2 separate regions of the Homo sapiens genome follow, and region 1 is linked to region 2. Evidence: chromatin loops called from intact Hi-C (ENCODE). Cell type or tissue: heart right ventricle. All regions are shown on one strand. Each heading gives the region's core, and the rest is flanking DNA. Links, peaks and the distances in the headings are about the cores only. Region 1 overlaps WDR81 (WD repeat domain 81). Region 2 overlaps RPA1 (replication protein A1).

The links. Peaks named below come from ENCODE experiments on the same cell type or tissue, not always from the same donor. Only the 100,000 strongest peaks of a DNase experiment are listed, where the experiment ranks them.
Region 1: a loop joins it to region 2, with 2.0 times the contacts of the local background. A loop is called at or near these places in 51 of 110 quality-filtered maps.

Annotation. Positions count from the first base shown.
Region 1 is chr17:1,728,910-1,731,818 of GRCh38, forward strand. WDR81 (WD repeat domain 81) reads left to right here. Exons shown (of 10, transcript NM_001163809.2): 2 at 1,471-1,578; 3 at 1,846-2,036; 4 at 2,159-2,349. Among named protein-coding and RNA genes, the nearest start is that of WDR81, 5.7 kb to the left of the region's middle. In heart right ventricle, for the core only: no CTCF peak of the experiment used is centred there; DNase peaks (open chromatin) are centred at 1,552 and 2,252; H3K4me3 peaks cover 1,088 bases; H3K27ac peaks cover 2,251 bases.
Region 2 is chr17:1,864,444-1,867,352 of GRCh38, forward strand. The region is part of intron 5 of RPA1 (replication protein A1); the gene reads left to right. Among named protein-coding and RNA genes, the nearest start is that of RPA1, 36 kb to the left of the region's middle. In heart right ventricle, for the core only: a CTCF peak has its summit at 1,206 (motif pointing left); no DNase peak of the experiment used is centred there.

The DNA.
Region 1 (2,909 bases), core at 317-2,816, 140 kb before region 2:
ACCACTGCACTCCAGCCTGGGCGACAGAGCGAGACTCCATCTCAAAAAAACAAAACAAAACAAAAAAACAGCTCCTGCTTCTCCCTGCACACTGGCAGAGCACCTACTCTGTGCCAAGCAGTGGATCGAGCCAGGACCACCGGCAACACAAATGTAGGCCTGCCTTCACAGAGCTCACACCCAGCAGACGAGATGCCGCAGTGCAGACAGTCTTAAGCAAGTGTATTATGTTAGTGCGATAAAGAACATGGCTGCATTCCTAGGAGGGAGTGCAACATGGAGCTTTTCGGCCGGGCGCCGTGGCTCACGCCTCTAATCCCAGCACTTTGGGAGGCCGAGGCAGGAGGATCACTTGAGGTTAGGAGTTCGAGACCAGCCTGGCCAACATGGTGAAACCCCATCTCTACTAAAAATACAAAAATTAGCCAGGCGTGGTGGCGGGCACCTGTAATCCCAGCTATTCAGGAGGCTGAGGCAGGAGAATTACTTGAACCCAGGAGGTGGAGGTTGCAGTGAGCTGAGATCACACCACTGCACTGCAGCTTGGGCAACAGAGCGGGACTCCGTCTCAAAAAAGAAAAAAAAAATGGTGCTTTTACATCTAGTTTTCAAGGGTCAGAGCAGGCTTCCTTAAAAGGAGAGACAGTTGAGGTTCAAGGAGGAGTAGGAAGAAGGTAGACAAAAATGGGCAAAAAGAAAGTCTGAAGGCTGAGGGAACAGCATGTGTGAGGCTCTGAGGCTGTCATGTTCCATTAAAGAAGAGAAGCGGGGGACCGGGCGCGGTGCTTCACGCCTGTAATCCCAGCACTTTGGGAGGCTGAGGCGGATGGATCACAAGGTCAGGAGATTGAGACCATCCTGGCCAATATGGTGAAACCCCATCTCTACTAAAAATACAAAAACTTAGCTGGGCATGGTGGAGGGTGCCTGTAATCTCAGCTATTTGGAAGGCTGAGGCAGGAGAATCGCTTGAACCCGGAGGTTCAAGGAGGAGAGTCAGGGCGGTGGAAGGTGGAGGTTGCAATGAACTGAGATTGTGCCATTGCACTCCAGCCTGGGCAACAGTGCGAGACTCTGTCTCAAAAAAAAAAAAAAAGAAGAAGAAGAAGAAGAGAAGCAGGGAAAGGCCGTTATGGCGAGACCGAGGGAGTGGAGGGAAGAGAGGCCAGAGGGAAGGTGGCCAGGGCCGGGCCAGGCCTTGTTAAGGAGTTTCAGAAGACCCACGGGCAGGCTAACTTCCTGCGGGTCGTGCCTGTGGAGAGGAACCTGCGGCAGCCAGAGTCCCACAGGCCAGGGCCTGGGCACCTCTGCCGCTGTTACGTGGAGGGGGTGGTGTGGGACAGCCGGCCCGGGCTGGGCTCTTGGCAGAGCTGCAGCCGCAGGTGGTTGAGTGGGGTGCCGTGGGGTGGGGTGGGAGGGGTGATGAGCCCCTGTTATCTGAGGAGCTCAGGGCCTGCTCCCACCCCGCAGATACAGCCTGCAAGATGGTCCGCTGGCTGTCTGCCAAGCTCGGCCCCACAGTGGCCTCTCGCCACGTGGCCCGGAACCTGCTCCGCCTGCTGACGTCTTGTTATGTTGGTAAGGAGGCCTGCGGTCAGTGCTGGAGATGAGGCTTTCTCCCAGGCCCTCTGCCTAGCTTCAGCGCTCTCCGGCGGGGATCCTTCCCACCCCTCCCTCAAACCACCCCCCGGCCAGGTGCTGGGTCCCAGTCTAAGTGCCAGCCTTGGGTAGGGCCAGGCTGGGCCCCCAGCTAGAGTGAGCTCAAGCGGCCAGCACAGCCCTGCAGGGCCAGGCTACCCCCGGCCCTCCACTGGCGACTCAGGGCTGCTGGCCCTTCCGTGGCAGGACCCACTCGGCAGCAGTTCACAGTGAGCAGTGGCGAGAGCCCACCGCTGAGCGCCGGCAACATCTACCAGAAGAGGCCGGTCCTGGGCGACATCGTGTCAGGGCCTGTGCTCAGCTGCCTCCTCCACATCGCCCGCCTGTATGGGGAGCCTGTCCTCACCTACCAGTACCTGCCCTACATCAGCTACCTGGTCAGTCGCTGGTTTGGCAGGCCCGGGGCTGGGAAGGCTGAGGACCTGAGGGCCGGCCCGGGCTCTCTTGGTGCCAGGGGGTCTGTGGGGCTGCCCGGCCCTCATCTGCTCGGTGGCTCTAGGTGGCCCCAGGGAGTGCCTCAGGCCCCAGCCGACTGAACAGCCGTAAGGAGGCGGGGCTGCTGGCCGCGGTGACGCTGACTCAGAAGATCATCGTGTACCTCTCAGACACCACACTCATGGACATCCTGCCCCGGATCAGCCATGAGGTCCTGCTGCCCGTGCTCAGCTTCCTCACCTCCCTCGTCACGGGGTAGGCCTCTGCCCCAGCTGATGTAGGGGGACCGGCCCAGCGGAGGGGCTGCCCAGGAGGGGGTGGGAAGCTCAGGGGAGAGGACGTAACACTGGACTGGGTGTCAAGAGTCCTGGTTTTGATCCCGGCTGTGTGACCCTGAGCAAACCACACCCTTTTCCTGTGCCTCAGTTTCCTCATCTGGTTTGGACCAGTTGGTCTTGGAGCTCTTTCATTTAAAGCTTTTGATATGTCCGGGCACGGTGGCTCATGCCTGTAATCCCAGCACTTTGAGAGGCTGAGGCGGGAAGATTGCTTGAGCCCAGGAGTTCAAGACCAGCCTGGGCAACAAAATGAGACCCCCTCTCTAAAAATATATATAAAGGCCGAGCGTGGTGTCTCACCCCTGTAATCCCAGCACTTTGGGGGGCCAAGGCGGGTGGATCACGAGGTCAGGAGTTTGAGACCCACCTGGCCAACATGGTGAAACCCCGTCTCCACTAAAAATACAAAATCTTCGCTGGGCATGGCAGCAGGTGCCTGCAATCCCAGGTTCTCGGGAGGCTGCAATCCCAGGTTCT
Region 2 (2,909 bases), core at 155-2,654:
CAGGAGAATCGCTTGAACCTGGGAATCGGAGGTTGCAGTGAGCTGAGATTGCACCATTGTACTCCAGCCTGGACAACAAGAGTGAAACTCTGTCTCAAAAATAAATAAATAAAAATAACTTTAACAACATAGTTCTTCAATTAGTCCATAACTAACTTTTACTATTAGTAGGGTTTTCACTTAAGGGTAAGTGGAATTGAACCCAGTAATTCTTAGGCTGGACCTTAGGTGGATCACCTGAGGTCAGGAGTTCAAGACCAGCCTGGCCAACATGGTGAAACGCCGTCTCTACTAAAAATAAAAAAAATTAGCCGAGTGTGGTGGCGGGCACCTGTAATCCCAGCTACTCGGGAGGCTGAGGCAGGAGAATCACTTGAGCCCGGGAGGTGGAAGTTGCAGTGAGCCGAGATTGTGCCATTGCACTCCAGCCTGGGCGACAGAGTGAGACTTGTCTCAAAAAAATAAAATAAAAACAAATTAGTTGGGCGTGGTGGTTCACGCTCCCAGCTACTGGGAAAGCTGAGGTGGGAAGTAATTCTTGCATCCTGTCTTCGTTTTCCTACCTGGAACTGAGTCCTGGCCTTTGCCTAAGTGAGATAATGGAAAGGAAAGGAAAGTTGGAGAATCTCAGGTCTGGACCTTAGCAGTGAATTCAGCACAATCGCAGAATGTTGAGGTAGAGGAAACTGTTGTAGAGATCAGTTGATCAGTTTTTAATCATTAAATAAAAACGTGAATGAGGCAGTGAAGTAACTTCCCCAAGGTCACACAATGGGTTGCTACAAGAAATGAGAATGAGCATTTGTCATTTCCCAGTGAGAACAGTTTCCATTGTGCCCGGACCTTCAAAGATTAACCTTCATACCAAAGTTTTTGCCTACTTGAAAATTGTATTTAAGTACATAGATCGTGTGAGTGAGTCTACTGCGGGAATGTTATATACATAATTAAAATTATCTCTATTTCACATTTATATATTTGTCCATTAAAACTTGCATAATTAAATAAATGTAAAATATAACTGAGATAATCAGACATCTGTTTTCTTTAATAAACATTAATCTTGAATAGATAATATGGTTAAATGATTTCAAAAAGATAATGTAGTTACATGATTTAAAGTTATAGCTACCGAATTGTGTGTGCAGAGAAATCTTACTCCTACCCTTGCCGCCCCTGCCACCCACTGCTGCCCTCTAGAGGTAAAGTTTTCGTGGTTTCTTTTTATCCTTCAGGCGTTTCTTCATGAGAATGTAACCAAATACAAATATATATTCTCGTTCCGTACTCCACTTTGCCTACACAAAAGGCAGCATACTGTGTACACTATCGTGTCTTTTTCTCCTGCTTTTACTTATTTATTATTATTTTAATAGAGATGAGACCTCACTATGCTGTTCAGGCTGGTCTCAAACTCCTGGGCTCAAGCGATTCTCCCACTTCAGTCTCCCAAAGTGCTAGGATTACAGGCGTGAGCGCTGCGCCCAGCCATATCCTGTTTTTTTAAAGTTTTCTGGCCAGGTGTGGTGGCCCCCGCCTGTAATCCCGACACTTTGGGAGGCCAAGCTTGGCAGATCGCTTGAGCTCAGGAGTTTAAGACCAGCCTGGGCAACATGACGAAACCCTGTCTCTACCAAAAATACAGAAAATTAGCCAGGCGTGGTGGTGTACACCTGCAGTCCTAGCCACCCGGGAGGCTGAGGTGAGAGGATCACTTGAGCCTGGGAGAAAGAGGCTGCAGTGAGCCAGGGCTGTGCCACTACACTCCAGCCTGGGTGACAGAGTGAGACTCCATCTCAAAAAACAACAAAAAAATTTTTTTTTGGCCTAGAGATAATCCCATATACTTGTATATGCTTAGAGATCTTTTTTTTTTCTTTTTTCTTTTTTTGAGACGGAGTCTCTCTGTCACCCAGGGTGGAGTGCAATGGCGCAATCTCGGCTCAGTGCAACCTCTGCCTCTTGGGTTCAAGCAGTTCTCCTGTCTCAGCTTGCCTAGTAGCTGGGACCACAGGAGCCCACCACCACGCCCGGCTAAATTTTTTATATTTTTAGTAGAGATGGGGTTTTACCATGTTGGCCAGGCTGGTCTCGAACTCCTGACTTCAAGTGATCTGCCCACCTCTGCCTCCCGAAGTGCTGGGATTATAGGCGTGGGCCACTGCGCCCGGCCACCGGCTAATTTTTTTATATTTTTAATAGATATGGGGTTTTACCATGTTGGCCAGGCTGGTCTCAAACTCCTGACTTCAGGTGATCTGCCCACCTCTGCCTCCCGAAGTGCTGGGATTACAGGCGGGGACCGCTGTGCCCGGCCACCGTTTTAGTTTTTACACTGAAATTATTCATGCTGCTTCTGTCTTATACTGTTGTGGGTTCTTGATTTATGGTGTTTCGGGCTTCATTTTCACACAACTTGGAATGTGCGGGTTTTCTCTGTTCCCTGGTTTCACTGAAGATGTCGTTTCTAATGAGAGATGTGTATACGTCTGTGTGCACGTGCATGTATGTGTATGCAGTTGGCATTCATTCCTGTTGCTCTGTATTGGTTTTTAGAGTGGGAAGATGTGGGGCTAGGCCATCATTATGCTCTTTCTAGAACTGGAACCTACTAGATATTAATTTTTATTTACACAAATTGTAATTTGATGCTTTAAATTGGAGAGGGAATCGGGTAAATTATTCGGCTAAATTATTAAATTGACACATCACTTTTTTTTGCAGTAGTAACGTTTTGTTAAAATGAGCGAATTTGTTATCACATTCTCAGCTTTCAGGAAGGTGAGCTGAGACAAAGCAATGCTTAGCATTTTTCTGAAACCTTTGGATGCAGTCAGGACAAGAGAGAGGTGATTGTGCCCAGCTTTATCACCTCTGGCCAGGTTTCTAGTGTTTGTGTGTGTGTGTGT